2 separate regions of the Homo sapiens genome follow, and region 1 is linked to region 2. Evidence: read pairs that join two places in POLR2A ChIA-PET (ENCODE). Cell type or tissue: PC-9. All regions are shown on one strand.

Evidence for each region. ChIA-PET counts read pairs that join two places held together with the same protein. Peaks named below come from ENCODE experiments on the same cell type or tissue, not always from the same donor. Only the 100,000 strongest peaks of a DNase experiment are listed, where the experiment ranks them.
Region 1: POLR2A ChIA-PET joins it to region 2 with 21 read pairs; 4 of 35 experiments call an interaction of 5 or more read pairs at or near these places.

What each region holds. Positions count from the first base shown.
Region 1 is chr3:48,309,513-48,317,512 of GRCh38, reverse strand. It overlaps SPINK8 (serine peptidase inhibitor Kazal type 8 (putative)), which reads left to right. Exons shown (of 8, transcript NM_001080525.3): 7 at 7,567-7,609. MIR2115 (microRNA 2115) reads left to right here and starts at 1,054; the gene lies at 1,054-1,153. In PC-9, no CTCF peak of the experiment used is centred here; no DNase peak of the experiment used is centred here.
Region 2 is chr3:48,510,657-48,518,656 of GRCh38, reverse strand. PFKFB4 (6-phosphofructo-2-kinase/fructose-2,6-biphosphatase 4) reads left to right here. Exons shown (of 14, transcript NM_004567.4): 14 at 1-973. Among named protein-coding and RNA genes, the nearest start is that of SHISA5, 10 kb to the right of the region's middle. RefSeq lists a silencer at 7,314-7,514. In PC-9, no CTCF peak of the experiment used is centred here; a DNase peak (open chromatin) is centred at 4,006.

The DNA of each region.
Region 1 (8,000 bases), 200 kb after region 2:
AATGCTCCTTTTTTTTTATTTTTTGAGATGTAGTTTCACTTTTGTTGCGCATGCTGGAGTGCAATACTGTGGTCTCGGCTCACTGCAACCTCTGCCTCCTGGGTTCAAGTGATTCTCCTGCCTCAGCTTCCCGAGTAGCTGGGATTACAGGCGCACACCAACACACCTAGCTAATTTTTGTATTTTTGTAGAGATGGGGTTTCACCATGTTGGCCAGGCTGGTCTCAAACTCCTAACCTCAGGTGATCAGCCTGCCTCGGCCTCCCAAAGTGCTGGGATTACAGGCATGAGCCACTACACCCAGCCAAAAAATGCTGTTCTTAAATAGCTCCATTCTCCCCATCCTTCTTTGAACTGTTTTTGTTATACAAATTACAGCTTTATTCATTGTACACCCATTCACACAGATTTATAATTGTTTTATGCAGTTGCCTCTTAGGAGAGAAAGATTTACAAACAAAAATATGTTTATACTGTCTATTATTTTCCTATATAGTTACTTTAACTGGCTCTTTATTTCTTCACATGAATTCAAGTTTCTGCTTATGATCCTTTCATTTTAGCCTGAAGGACTATTTAGTATTTTGTAGGTCTGCTAGCAACAAATTGCCTCAATTCTTCTTTATCTAGACATATCTTAATTTCACCTTTCTTTCTGAAGAATAGTTTGGTGGGCATAGAATTCTTGGTTGACTGTCATTTTCTTTTTTTATTTTTCTTTTATTTATTCATTTATTTATGAGACCAGGTCTCACTCTGTCACCCAGGTTGGAGTGCAGTGGCATGATTGTGGCTCACTGCAGCCTCGACCTCCTGGGCTCAAGTGATCCTCCCACCTCAGCCTTCTGAGTAGCTAGGACTACAGGCACACCCCACCATGTTCAGCTAAATTTGTTTTTGTATTTTTGGTAGAGACAGGTTTTCACCATGTTGCCCAGGCTGGTCTTGAACTCCTGAGCTCAAGCAGTCCACCCTCCTCCACCTCCCAAAGTGCTGGGATTATAGGTGTGAGCCACCGTGCCTGGCCACCTCTCATTTTCTTTCAGCATTTTGACTGTCATCCCACTGCTTCCAGCTTCCATGACTCCTGATGGAGGAATCACATGAATTCATCAGAATTCATGGAGGCTAGAAGCAGTATGAGGATCATTTACATGTGATATTCACTTCTCCCTTTCTGCTTTTTGGATTCTCTCTTTGCCTTTGTCTTTTGGCAATTTTATAATGATTTGTCTATGTGTGGCTCTATTAGAATGCATCCTATTGTAAGTTTTTTGAACTTACTGGATGAAGTTTTTCATCAAACTTGGGGAATTTCAGCCATTATTTTTCCAAGTATTCTCCTCTCCTTGAGGGATTCCCTTTATGTATATGTTGATGCCCTTGACAGTGTCCCACACTTCTCTGTGGCTATATTCATTTTTTTCCCAATTTGAATTGAGTTTTATCTTATTGGTTATGTGAGGCATTTTAACCCATTTTGTTCTTTTTTCTTCATAATTATTTTTCTTTCTTTTCCTCAAACTGGTTACTATTCATTGGTCTATCTTCAAGCACATTTGACTCTTTCTTCTGTCTGCTCAAATCTTATATGAGCCCCTCCAGGGAATTTTTCATTCTAGGTCATTGTAATTTTCAACTTTAGAATTTTTATTCAGGTTCTTGGAAAATTTTTTCTGTCTCTTTATTGATATTCGCTATTTGGTGAGACATCATTCTCATACTTGCCTTTAGTTCTTTGTTCTTTACATACAGTTTCCTTCAGTTCTTTTTTTTTTTTTTTTTTTTTTTTGAGATGGAGTCTTACTCTGTTACCCAGGCTGGAGTGCAGTGGCATGATCTCGGCTCACTGCAACCTCTGCCTCCTGGATTCAAGCAACTATCCTATCTCAGCCTCCCAAGTAGCTGGGATTACAGGCTTGTGCCATCAAGCCCCACTAATTTTTGTAGTTTTAGTAAAGACAGGATTTCACCATGTTGGTCAGGCTGGTCTTGAACTCCTGACCACAAGTGATCCACCTGCCTCAGCCTCCCAAAGTGTTAGGATTACAGGAGTGAGCCACCACACCCGGCCCAGTTCTTTAAACATAAGTAAAATAGCTGATTTAAAATGTCTTGTAAGTCCAACATCTGGGCTTCCTCAGTGACAGATTCCATTGACTGACTTTTATCCTATATGCGAGCCATACTTTCTTTTCCTTTGTACGTGCCATGACTATTTTGTTGAAAATTGAATATTTTGAATAATATAATGTGGCAACTCTGGAAATCAGATTCTCACCTCTATCCAAGGTTTGTTGCTGTTATTTGTTGTTGTTGCCATGTGTTAGTTTAGTGACTTCTGAAATAATCCTGTAAAGTATGCATTTTTTGTCATGTATGGCCATTGATCTGGTCCTACTCATTATCTTATTATCAGCTAATGATTGGAAAAAAATTTCCTTAAATGGCTGGAACCAATAAATCTCCCAGTCTTTGACAACAAAAACTTTGTGTGTGCACTGAGGCATGTCTCTACTCAACCAGGCAGTTTAAAGCTACACTTTAGTGGTCACTGGATGTTTGCACAGACCCACAAGATTAGTTAGAGATGAGATGTTGGGACTTTCTCTGGTCTTTTCTGAGCATGCAGAAAGCCTTACACTGGCTGCAAGGCCTTCTGTATTTCCAGTAACATGTTAGAGCTTTTCAAAACCTCCTATGGACATCTCATTGCCTAACTTACTTTTAAGCTCTTGGTTAACCTATTGTTTTTCACAACTGTTACACACTGTGCAGCAGCCATGATGTTAAACAGTTGCCTCTGATTGTTTTCAACAAATTTTCCCAGGGAAAAGGCTGTTTGCACCAAGAGAGGTTTGAGTATGGTCAAATAAAAGCTTTGCAAATGGGTCTTTCAGAGAACCACCCAGACAGGTCAAATAATGACAATTCTCTGGTAATGGTGCATTGAAGGCATTCCAACACCAGTCTTCTCCCTCCAGATGCTGCCAGGCTGCTGGTTTTCACTATGATTGTGGGTGGTTGTTTTTCATTACTACCATGGAACTGGGAATGCTGCAGATGGGTCCAGAGCAAGATAAAATGCCATGAAACTCACTATTCTTACTGAGAAGCAGCAATTTTTCTTCAATAGATGTTCCTTGGATTGCTGCATGGTTTGATTTTTTTTTTTTTAATTCCCAGAATTCTGGAAAACTTGATTCTGACCATTTTTGCCAGTGTTCTTGTTGCTTTCGTGGAGGAAATTTTAAAGATTCTTACTTCTCCATTTTCACTGTCCAAGCAAAAGGGCTCACTTTTGAATGAAGACACTGAGACCTGAGGGGAGCAACTTATCAAAGTTCTTATAACTATAAATGGGTGCAAATGCATATTTTTAAAGATTGAGGTAAAATTCATATGACATAAAATGAACCATTTTAAAGTGAACAAATTGGTAGCATTTAGTACATTTACAATGTTATAAAACTGCCACCTTTATTACTTTCAAAACATTTTTGTCACTCCAGAATAAAACCTCATGTCCATTAAGCAGTTAACTTCCCATTCCCTCCTCCCCACAGTTCCTGGCAACTAGCAATAGACTTTCTGTTTTTACAGATTTACTATTCTGTATATTTCACATAACTGGAATTATACAACCTATGATCTTTTGTGTCTGGCTTCTTTCACTTACATAATCATTTTGAGGTTCATCCACAGTGTGGCATATATCTTCATTTCTTTTTGTATTACTGAATAGTTTTCCATTATGTGTATATACCACAATTTTTTTATTTATTCATTGAAGGAAATTTGGGTTGTTTCCATGTCTAACTATTGTGAAGAGTGCTCTTATAGACATTTGTGTACAAGTATTTATTTGAGTACCTGTTTTCAGCCTTCTGGTTATATACCTAGGGGTGGAATTTGCTGAGTTATATGGTAATTCTGTGTTTAACTTTTTGAGGAACCATCAAACTTTTCTATAGGGGCTGAACCATTTTACATTCTTCCAGAAATATGAGAGTTCCAATTTCTTCACATCCTTGCTAGTACTTTTTAAAAATATTATTATATCCATCCTTGTGGGTGTGAAAATGGTATCTCATCAAGTTTTCATTTACATTTCTCTAATGACTAATGAGGTTGGACATCTTCTTATGTACTTTTTGGCTATCCATATACTTTTTTGGAGAAATATCTACTCAAGTCCTTTGCCCATTTTTAAAAATTGTGTTGTCTTTATGTTTTAGTTGTAAGAATTCTTTATATATTTTGAATACTAAATACTATGATTTTCAAATATTTCTCCCCCGATTCTATAGGTTGCCTTTTACTTTCATGATAATGTCCTTTGATGCACAAAGTTTTTAATTTTGATGACATCAATTTATCTATTTTTTCTTTTGTTGTTCTTACGTTTGCTATTACACCCAAAAAACCACTGTAAAATCCAAAGGCATAAAGATTTACCTCTAATTTTTCTTCTAAGAGTTTAGTAGTTTTAGCCCATTGATCTTTTTTTTTTTTTGAGACAGAGTCTGACTCTGTTCCCAGGCTGGAGTGCAGTGGCATGATTTCAGCTCACTGCAACCTCTGCCTCCCAGGTTCAAGCAATTCTCCTGCCTCAGCCTCCGGAGTAGCTGGGACTACAGGTGTGCACCACCACGCCCAGCTAATTTTTTGTATTTTTAGTGGAGACGGGGTTTCACCATGCTGGCCAGGCTGGTCTCGAACTTCTGACCTTGTGATCCCCCTACCTCGGCCTCCCAAAGTGCTGGGATTACAGGCGTGAGCCACCACGCCCGGCCCCATTGATCCATTTTTGAATTAAATTTTATATATGGTGTGAGATAGAGGTCTAACTTTTTTCTTTTTTCTTTTTGAGACAGGGTCTCACTTTGTCACCCAAGCTGGAGTGAAGTGGCACGATCTTGGTTCACTGCAACCTCCACCTCCTGGGTTCAAGCAATTCTCCTGCCTCAGCATCCCCAGTGGCTGGGATTACAGGTGCCCACCACCAAGCCTGGGTAATTTTTGTATTTTTAATAGAGATTGGGTTTCACCATGTTGGCCAGGCTGGTCTCAAATTCTTGACCTCAGGTCATCTGCCTGACTCAGCCTCCCAAAGTGCTGGGATTATAGGTATCAGCCACCATGCCCACCCTGTCTAATGTTATTCTTTTGCATGTGGTTATCCAGTTGTCCCAGCTTTATTTGTTGAAGAAACTATCCTCTTCCCCCATTGAATGGCCTTGGTACCCTTGTTGAAAATCAATTGGCCATAGATATATGAGTTTATTTTTGGATCCTTGATTCTTTTCTTTTGTTCTGTATTTATATCCTAATACCAGTACCAGTACCACTGATTATTATACTTTTTTTTTTTTTTTGGAGACAGGGTCTTACTGCATCTCCCAGGTTGGAGAGCAGTGGTGTGGTCATAGCTCACTGCAGTCTTGAACTCCCAGGCCCACACAATCCTCCTGCCTCAGCCTCCCAAGTAGCTGACACTGCAAGATTATTGTAGTGTTATAGTAAGTTTTTGAAATTGGACATTTGGAGTTTTCCAATTTTGTTTCTTTTTCAAGATGATTTTGGCAACTCAGGGCCCTTTGCAATTCTATATGAATTTCAAGATTGGCTTTTCTATTTCCACAAAATATAAAGGCCACTGGAATTTTGATAAGGATTTCATTGAATCTGTAGATTGCTTTGGGAAGTATTGTCATCTTAAATTAATTCTTCCAGTCAGTGAGCATGGGATGTCATTCATTTATTTAGGCCTTCTTTATTTATTTTCAGCAGTTTCAATTTTGTAGTTTTGAGTGTACAAGTCTTTCACCTCCAGGATTCTTACTAAGTATTTTCTTTTTTGGATGCTGTTGTAAACTGAATTGTTTTCTTAATTTTATTTTGAAATTGTTCATTGCTGATTTATAGTTATAGAAACACAACTGATTTTTGTTTGTTAATCTTGTACTCTGCAACTTGCTGAATTTATTAGCTTTAGTCATTTTTATATTAATTATTTGGGATTTTCTACATATAGAATCATATCATCTTTGAATAGAGATCATTTTACTTCTTCCTTTCCAATTTGGATGCCTTTTATTTCTTTTTCTTGCCTAATTGCTCGCCTAGAATTTCCAGTCCAATGTTGAATCTCAGTGGTGAAAGCAGGTATTCATGTCTTGTTCCTGATCTTATACAGGTCTTTCAGTCTTTCACCATTGAGTACGATATTAGCTATGGGTTTTTCATAAGTGTTCTTTATCGTGTTGAAGAAGTTCTCTTCTATTCCTAGTTTTCTGGGTGTTTTATTATGAAATGGTGTTGGATTTTGTTGAATATTATGTGTGTATGTTTTGAATCAATTAGTATTATCATGCAGTGTTTTTCTGTCATTCTATTAATGTGATATTATTAAATTGGCTGATTTTTTTTTTGAAACGCTCTGAATTCTTGGGATAAAGGCCATTTTGTCATGGTGTATAATCCTTTTAATATGTGGTTGTATTCAATTTGTTGGTATTTTTCTGAGAATCTTTGCATCTGTATTCACAAGGGATATTGGTCTATAGTTTTCCTTTATGTGATGTCTTTGTCTGTCTTTGATAACATGGTAATGCTGTCCTCATAGAATGAAGTAGCAAGTGTTCCCTCCTCTTGTATTGTTTGGAAGAGTTTAAGAAAGATTGGTACTAAATCTTTTAAAAATATTTGGTAGGCCAGGTGCAGTGGCTCATGCCTGTAATCCCTGCACTTTGGGAGGCCGAAGCGGGTGGATCACCTGAGGTCAGGAGTTCAAGACCAGCCTGGCCTACATGATGAAACCCAGTCTCTACTAAAAATACAAAAAATTAGCTGGGCCTGGTGGCGCATGCCTGTAATCCCAGCTACTTGGAAGGCTGAGGCAGGAGAATTGCTTGAACCCAGGAGGCAGAGGTTGCAGTGAGCTGAGATCGTGCCACTGCACTCCAGCCTGGGCAACAAGAGCAAAACTCTGTCTCAAAAAAAAAAAAAAAAAATTTTTTTTTTGGTAGAATTCAGTACTAAAGCCATCTGGTGTTTGTCGGGACATTTTTTATTACTGATTCAGTATCTTTACTTGTCATAGGTCTGTTGAGACTTTTTATTTCTTATTAAGTTTTGATAATTTGTGTGTTTCTAGGAATTTGTTCATTTCATCCAGAATATCTAATCTATTGACATACAATTGTTCATAGTATTCTCTTTTAATCCTTTGTTTCTGTAAGGTCAGTAGCGATGTTTCAGCTTTCATTAAATGCATATTTTAACTTTAAGACACATTCTTTTTCTAATCCTCTGTATTTCTACTTGAATTTTCAAAGGCTATTTTGAATTTCTGTATTTTATTGTAGACTGAGTATGTTTTCTATACTCAATGTCTTTGACAAATAAAAATTCATATAGTAGAATTTTTAAATATTTGCCAAGAATTCATTATTAGCAGAATGTTTATTTCCCAAACTTAGCCAAAGATTATCAAGTAAAATTTAGTCAGAATTTATGATATACCATACAGCAAAAATAATTTTAAAATATAATTTCTTTCAGATTTGAAGGGCTTAACATAACTAAACTGTATGATGGACAATGTGTAAGTAAAGACACTTTTATTTTTTATTTTTAGAAGTAAACTAGATAAGTTAAGAGCTCACTGTTTTAGAGGGTTTTAAATGTTTTGTTATGAACATTTTCAAACATACATAAAAGTAGAGCCAATAATAGATCCCATAAGCCTATCATGTGTATTCAATAAATTGTAATGTTTTGCCACATTTCCTCCCTCTATTCTTTTATTTCTCTGTTTTCTTTGATGAAGTATATTAAAACAGGTCTCAGACATCATGTTATTCACTCCTACATACTTCAGAGTTCCTCTCTAATAAGTTTGGACATTTCCTTACATACTCAGAAGGTCTTATTACAACTAATTATTTCATTGTCATCTTCTAATACATACTTCATATTCAAATCTCCCCAACCAA
Region 2 (8,000 bases):
GGAGGATTTTCCCGGCCGCAGCACAGCCTTCCATTCATGTGCACGTGAGTCTGGTGAAAATGGCCTTGTGAAGTCCAGTGTCTGTCATGCCCCTGAGTTCTTTTGGTCCCAGAGAGGCAGCCTGGGCAGTCTGTTTACAGCTGGCAAACAGACTGGCTGGCAAGTTGTGGGGCTGGGTCAGAAAGTGTCTGGACTTGTAATCGGGTGCCCTGCTGTCCACAGGTGGACTCTGGGGAAGCCAGGCCCCTGGATCCCAAGTCCTTTGTGTCCGGAGCCTTTCCTGGCCTGTGCCTGGAGGGTAGCACATCTTTCCAGCCTCCCAGGGCTTTGCAGCCTGCAGATGCCACCTGTCCCTGAGAGAAGTTAGCGTCCCTGGCCCTGGCCGGTGGTCTCTCATCCTTGTGTGCTGCTCTGCTAAGAGATGTCCAAGGCGGAGCCGGGGCAAGATCCTTCCAGACTCATCTGTCAGAGCCCCAAGCCCTTTAGACCCAGAGCCCAAGGACCATGCCTTTGGGACATTAGGACTGCAGCCTTTGCTTCTGTGTATTTTGGAGTTTTGGTGACTTTTGTCACCTGGACACACTCATTTGTTAGCCATAGTGGGTTCCCTTGGTCAGCAACAGTGCATGTACCTCTGGATGTCATCTGAGGTGAGACCACCGAGGCCTTTTCTCTCTGTGTACAGAGGGGAGTTAGGAGTTGCTGGACTGGATGCATTACGAGGACTGGGGACAGGGTAGAGGGACATCCAGGGATCAGGGCATGAGTGGGGGCAACCCCCCGGCCTCTGCCCTGGCATGGTCTCCGCATGGGCTGAGGTGTAGCTGATTGGCTGCCACATTTCGGCCATGCTGGCTGGCGTGCCCATGTTGCAGATATTTTCCCGAGTTCCCCAGAATGGATGGTATTGAATCTCAGCCACATGCAACACTGTGTCCAGCATTCTTTGCAATAAATACTTTTTAAAAAATAATCTCAGGTTGTATTTGGTAGCCAGTTCTCCATTTCTGAAGTGTTTTTTTTCTGGCCTGCTCTGTCGACACCTGGTGCTGTGGTCTTCCTCGCAGGTCTGTGTTGGGATCCTTCGTTCAGCTTCCACCCCCATGTTCACTCTCACTGAAGAGGAATTATGCTGCCCTGGAGTGAGTCCTGGCCTGGCATACATGGGCAGGCGGCCTGGGTCTTCCCTGGGCTGACCTGGGGTATGGGGCCCTTGGCCCTGAACATGAGGCAGATGTGGAGGGGGCAGTGCAGCTGGAGTGGAGCACTGTTAAGGGAAGGATTCTGGGGTCCCTGGGAATGTGGGCTCCAAATGCGGCATTCTTGGGGAGGAGGCCCCGGGAGCTGGGTCAAGGATGTAGTGGCTGCGTGAGGCTGTGGTGACAGTATGCTGACCAGTGTTTTGGTATTTTCTTTTTCTTTTTTTATTTTTATTTTTTGGAGACGGAGTTTCACTCTTGTTGGCCAGGCTGGAGTGCAATGGCACGATCTTGGCTCACCACGACCTCCGCCTCGGGTTCAAGCAATTCTCCTGCCTCAGCCTCCCCGAGCAGCTGGGATTACAGGCATGCACCATCATACCCAGCTAGTTTTTATATTTTTAGTGGAGACAGGGTTTTTCCATGTTGGTCAGGCTTGTCTTGAACTCCCAACCTTAGGTGATGCACCCGCCTTGGCCTCCCAAAGTGCTGGGATTACAGGCGTGAACCACTGCACCCGGCCTATTCTGGTATTGTCTTTGTCACCTGCATCTGGGGTCGGGAAGGTGGAGACAAGGGGCTGGGTGTTCTCTTTCCCATGCCTCAGAACATCATGGGCTGTCCATACTTCCTGCCCTGGAGCTGGCTTTCCGGGAAGTGGGTTGTAGGCGGGGCTCCTCTGTGGGCAAGATGGGGCAGGGCATTGCCGGGTGTTCGCCTGTGCTCCTCCCAGTGTGTCAGGGCAGAGGATGGCTGTCGCTGGGCTGCTTCTGGGTGGTTTGGGGTGGCCAGCAGCTATGTTTCTGCCTTCTCCAACTATGCCAAGGTGTCTGAGGGAGAGGCAACTTTGCAGGATTCAGGTGGTGACTAACCTCTGCCTGGTGAGAGCCTGGGGGACAGCTTCGGGGGTCCTCACCTGTCTCTTGGCTCTGAGTTCCTAGGGTGGACACCTGACTCCCTTTGAGGCTTCTCAGCACTTTTGGAAGAAGGTTTTGAAGATTTTAGTAGAAAACAATAAAAGGAATGAAATATAACAATATCAGAGTTTTTCTTCAGGTCCAGTGTTGTACCATAACCTAGAAAGGGCAATTATATTATTATGTTGAGTAGCATTTTGGGTTACTGGGAAATAATAGCCATCATATAGGGTCACAGGATATTTGTTTTTTATTTTATTTTATTTTTTTGAGACGGAGTTTCACTCTTGTTGCCCAGGCTGGAGTGCAATGGCGTGATCTCCGCTCACTGCAACCTGCCCCTCCTGAGTTCAAGCAATTCTCCTACCTCAGCCTCCCAAGTAGCTGGGATTACAGGCATGCGCCACCATGCCCAGCTAATTTTGTATTTTTAGTAGAGATGGGGTTTCTTCATGTTGTTCAGGCTTGTCTAGAACTCCTGACCTCAGGTGATCTGCCCGCCTTGGCCGCCCAAAGTGCTGTGATTACAGGCGTGAGCCACTGCACCTGGCTATTTTCATTTTTTCTTACACCAATAAGAATGAGCTTGAAAGGATCAGATAATATTTGGATAGAATCAAATATTGTTGCAAAGACATAGGTAGGTTTCAGCAATATTGGATTTATATCTAAAAATATATATATAATACTTCTTACTTGCAGAGAAGAGTGTTGCCATATTTGGTTTAGACTGATCATTACTGGGTACATTATTGTTTAAACGAAACTATTTTATCTTATTTTTGTAAAAACGGGGTCTTGCACCGAACACAGTAGTTCACACCTGTAATCCCAGTGCTTTAAGAGGCCGAGGTGGGAGAGTTGTGTGAGCCCAGGAGTTTGAGACCAGCCTGGGGAGCATAATGAGACCCTATCTCTACAAAAAAAATTTTCAAATGACTAAGTGTGGTGGCACGTGTCTACAGTCCTAGCTACTTGGGAGGCTGAGACAAGAGAATACTTGAGCCCAGAAGTTGGAGGTTGCAGTGAGCCGGGGTCAGGCCACTGCAACCTGGGCGACAAAATAAGACCCTCTCTCAAAGGCAAAAACAAAAACAGGATCTTGCTCTGTAGCTCTGGCTGGTTATGAACTCATGACCAAGCGATCCTCCTGCCTCAGCCTCCTGAGTAGCTGGGATTACAAGCACGTACCACTGTATTGGCAAAACTATTTTATTAAAAGTGAAAAATGAGGTGGGGTACAGCGGCTCATGGCTGTAATCATTTGAGATTAGCCTGGGCAGCATAATGAGACCTTGTCTCTACAAAAAGATCAAAAACTTAGCTGGGCATGGTGGTGCGTGCCTGTAATCCCAGCTACTCAGGAGTCTGAGGGGGGGAGGACCGCTTGAGCCCAGTAAGTTGAGGCTGCAGTGAGCTATGATTTTGCCACTGCACTCCAGCATGAGTGACAGAGCGAGACTCTGTCTCAAAAAACAGAAAAGTGAAAAATGGCTTTGTGGTAGACCACAAGTATATCTGCCACACCTGGCTTGTGGCCACAGGTCTCTTTGGGGAGATTGTGAGGAAAATGCCAGGATGAATCTGTGCTGTTTTTACAGGGCCCTCCTTAAGGGTGCATGCCCCACCTCGTTCAGGGGCCCCTGAGTTTGCAAACTGATTTTTATCTAGAAAATTGGTGAGGGTTTCCTCTCTGTTGCAGTAGAGTCTCTGTCAGTTGGACCTCACACTCTCTTGTTATATAGGTGGGACTCTACTGGCCTCTCCATCTATTTTGGTACTAGGGGTCTGGTGATCGGGTCCCTATTGCTAAAGATTCCTGCAGGTTGCTAAAGATCCCTCCAGGTCTGACCATTCAGATAACCTGTAAATCCTGCATTCCCAGTCTGTGCTCCTCTCTCTCCTCTGGCAGCTCAACACTGCTGCTTGACCCTTGTCACCCCAGACTCCTTGTATCTGCATTGAAATCAAGGAGCTGGCTTGGTGCGGTGGCTCACGCCTGTAATCTCAGCACTTTGGGAGGCTGAGGTGGGTGGATCATTTGAGGTCAGGAGTTTGAGACCAGCCTAGCCAACACGGTGAAACCCTGTCTCTACTAAAAATACAAAAAAATTATCTGGGCCTGGTGGTGCATGCCTATAATCCTAGCTACTGGTGGAGGCTGAGGCAGGAGAATTGCTTGAACCCGGGAGGTGGAGGTTGCGGTGAGCCAAGATCGCGCCATTGCACTCCAGCCTGGGTGACAGAGTGAGACTCCGCCTCAAAAAAAAAAAAGCAATCAAGGAGCCATTTCAACTCTAGTGTCTCCCACTAGAATCCCTAACCTATGGAGAAGAGTCTAGAACCCCTAACCTATGGAGAAGAGTCTAGAACCCCTAACCTATGGAGAAGAGTGACCATGGTGCTTACTATGCACCCCCCACCAATTTATATGTTGAAGTTCTAACCCCTAGTACTTCAGAATGTGACCTTATGTGGAAATAAGGTCATTGCAGATGTAATAAGTTAAGACAAAGTTAGACTGCAGTAGGATGGCCCCTAATCTAATATAACCTAGTGTCTTCAGAGAGAACATTGGCCTGCGAACACCCTGATCTCAGACTTCTAACCCCTGGAACTGTGAAACAATACATTTTCTGTTGTTTTAGACACTCAATTTGTGGGACTTTGTCATGGTAGCCATAGCAAACTAAAACTAAAACTTTTTAAAGATGCACCCCTCAGCAATGAATTTCCCAAGGCTTTGGGGAAAGGAGTATCTTCTGAATCTTCAATCCCTTCAATCCAGGAGATTGGTTAGGGAAAAGATGAGTTGTCCATGACAAATTCAGTCCAACATTTATTCATTTATATATTTATGTATGTATTTATTATTATTATTATTATTATTATTATTATTATTTTTTTTTTTTTTGAGATGGAGTTTCACTCTTGTTTCCCCTTGGCTCACCACAACCTCCGCCTCCCAGGTTCAAGTGATTCTCCTGTCTCAGCCTCCTGAGTAGCTGGGATTACAGGTGCGTGCCACCACACCTGGCTAATTTTTGTATTTTTAGTAGAGACAGGGTTTCATCATATTGGTCAGGCTGGTCTCGAACTCCTAACATCAGGTGATCCACCCACCTCAGCCTCCCAAAGTGCTGGGATTACAGGCATGAGCCACTGCACCCAGCCTGTGTGTATTTATTTTTTGAGATGGAGTCTTGCTCTCCTGAGTAGCTGGGATTACAGGCACCCGCCATCATGCCCAGCTACTTTTTGTATTTTTGTAGGGATGGGGTTTCACCATGTTGGCCAGTCTGATCTTGAACTCCTGACCTCAGGTGATCCACCTGCTTCGGCCTCCCAAAATGCTGGGATTACAGGCGCGGGCCACCGCGCCCGGCCTCAACATTTATTTTGAATGAATAAAAATAAATACATCTTCTTAAGGCTTTGGATTCTTTCCTCTGTGTTATATCAGGGAACTTTTGGCACCTTAACTGCATTGAGTGGGATCCAGTTTTGTTGTGGAGTCTCGCTCTGTCGCCTAGGCTGGAGTGCAGTGGAGCAATCTCGGCTCACTGCAAGCTCCGCCTCCCGGGTTCACGCCATGCTCTTGCCTCAGCCTCTGGAGTAGCTGGGACTACAGTCGCCCGCCACCACACCTGGCTAATTTTTTTGTGTTTTTAGTAGAGACGGGATTTCACTGTGTTAGCCAGGATGGTCTCGATCTCCTGACCTCGTGATCCGCCCGCCTCGGCCTCCCAAAGTGCTGGGATTACAGGAGTGAGCCACCGCGCCCGGCTGGGATCCAGTTTTTATTCAGCCAACCAAATAGACGTGTGGAACAACCCCCAACAGCTTGAGCTGGTGCATGGAATCCAAATCCTTGCTAAGTGCACCCATATTGATAAATTCAGCCCAATATAAACTTATGTTCTTATCTCCTTGGTCTAGGACTTCAGTCTGTTCCCACACATATTCTCTATATTTTGGCCAACATAAAATAACAGTCTTGCAACTCTTTTGATATGTGAGCCTCCTGCTCTGGGCTTGACTTTGTGAAAGGGTCTCCAGACATGCTGAAATATCTCTCTAGTTAAAAGCTCTGGAAATCATAAGGAATTGGGAGGAGGGGCCATGAGAAGAGTTAGCTTCCTCTTACAGGGTAACTCCTTCATGATGTCCATGGTGTCTTTCAGGGGAGGACACATTGCTTCAGCAGGCAAAGGAGGTGCAGAAGAGGCTAGGGGTTGGTGGGGATCTAATTCCTCTGAATTCTTTCATGTATCTTCATTCCACTTCAGTCATTAATTTCATACTTGTGGGGGTTCTTTGCATTTTTTGTGTTTGTTTTTGAGAGAGTTACATTCTGTTCCCCAGGCCAGAGTGCAGTGATGTGATCTCAGCTTACTGCAGCCTCAACCTCCTGGGTTCAGGTGATCCTCCCACCTCAGCCTCCCTGGTAGCTGGACTACAGGTGCACACCACCACAACCAGCTAATTTTTTTTTCTTTTTGTAGAGGTGGGGTTTTGCCATGTTGCCCAGGCTGGTCACGAACTCCTCGGTGGAAACAATCTGCCCACCTCAGCCTCCCAAAGTGTTGGGATTACAGTTGTGAGCCACTGCACCCCGCCTGTTTTTTTTTTTTTTTTTTTTTTTTTATTTAAAATATTGTTTTTGTAGCGATGGGGGTCTCACTTTGTTGCCCAGGCTGGCCTCAAACCCACGGCCTCAAGTGATCCTCCCACCTTGGCCTCACAAAGTACTCAGAATACAGGCATAAGCCACAATGCCTAGCTGATTCAGCACATTTATTAAGTGCCCACCATGTGCCAAGCAGTGGGGATACAGGAGTAAGCACTACCCTGCTGTCAGAGAGAGAATGTTCTAGTGGTAGGAGATACAGTAAGCAAATAAGTAAAACACAGAGTATATAGGGTGCTGGGATGGAGGGAACGGGCATGGGAGGGGGTTGCAAGCAGGCCTCACTGAGAAGGTGACCAAAGGCTGAAGGAGGCCATGGAGCATCCCATAGCCAATGCAAAGGCTCTGAGTGTGGCTATGCCCAGTCAAAAAACACAGAAGAGGCTGGTGGGGCTGGAGAAGAGAGACGAGGAGGAGGAAGACCAGGTCAGAGAGGTCATGGGATACAGAATATGTGGGGCCTTGGAAATGGGGGGCCCGGGAAAGGGTTTTGAGCAGAGTGACTTGATCTGATAAACGTTTAAAAAGAACTCCTCTGGCTGCTGCAGAATCAAGACTCGATCTGAAATGGGGCTGAGTGGAAGCCAGGTCACTTATCTGGAGGCTGCTGCAATGTGAGAGACAATGAGCTCCTGATGGAGCTGCCGAGAAGTGGTTGGATTCTGCATATACTTTTCAGGTAGAGCCAAGTTTGGCTGACGATTTGGATGAAGGCATGTGAGAGAGAGATAATCCCAAGGTCTGGAGTTGCCACTTATGGACATGTGGAAGCCCGTGGGGGAAGCAAGCTGTGGATTGGGGTTGGCAGTTGAAGGTGGGTTCAAAATGTAATGCCCGGTCCAGCACAGTAGTCAGGTCTGTAATCCCAGCATTTTGGGAGGCTGAGGCGGGTGGATCACCTGAGGTCAGGAGTTCGAGACCAGCCTGACCAATATGGTGAAACCCCATCTCTACTAAAAATACAAAAATTAGTTGGGCATGATGGCGTGTGCCTGTAGTCCCAGCTATTTGGGAGGCTGAGGCAGGAGAATCACTTGAACCCCAGGAGGCGGAGGTTGCAGTGAGCCAAGATCACACCACTGCACTCCAGCCTGGGCAGCAGAGTGAGACTCCATCTCAAAAAAAAAAAAAAAAAAAAAAAAAAAAGTGCAGCTTGAGAAGCAGCAGTGTGAGGAGTGTGTGATGGAAGCGGGA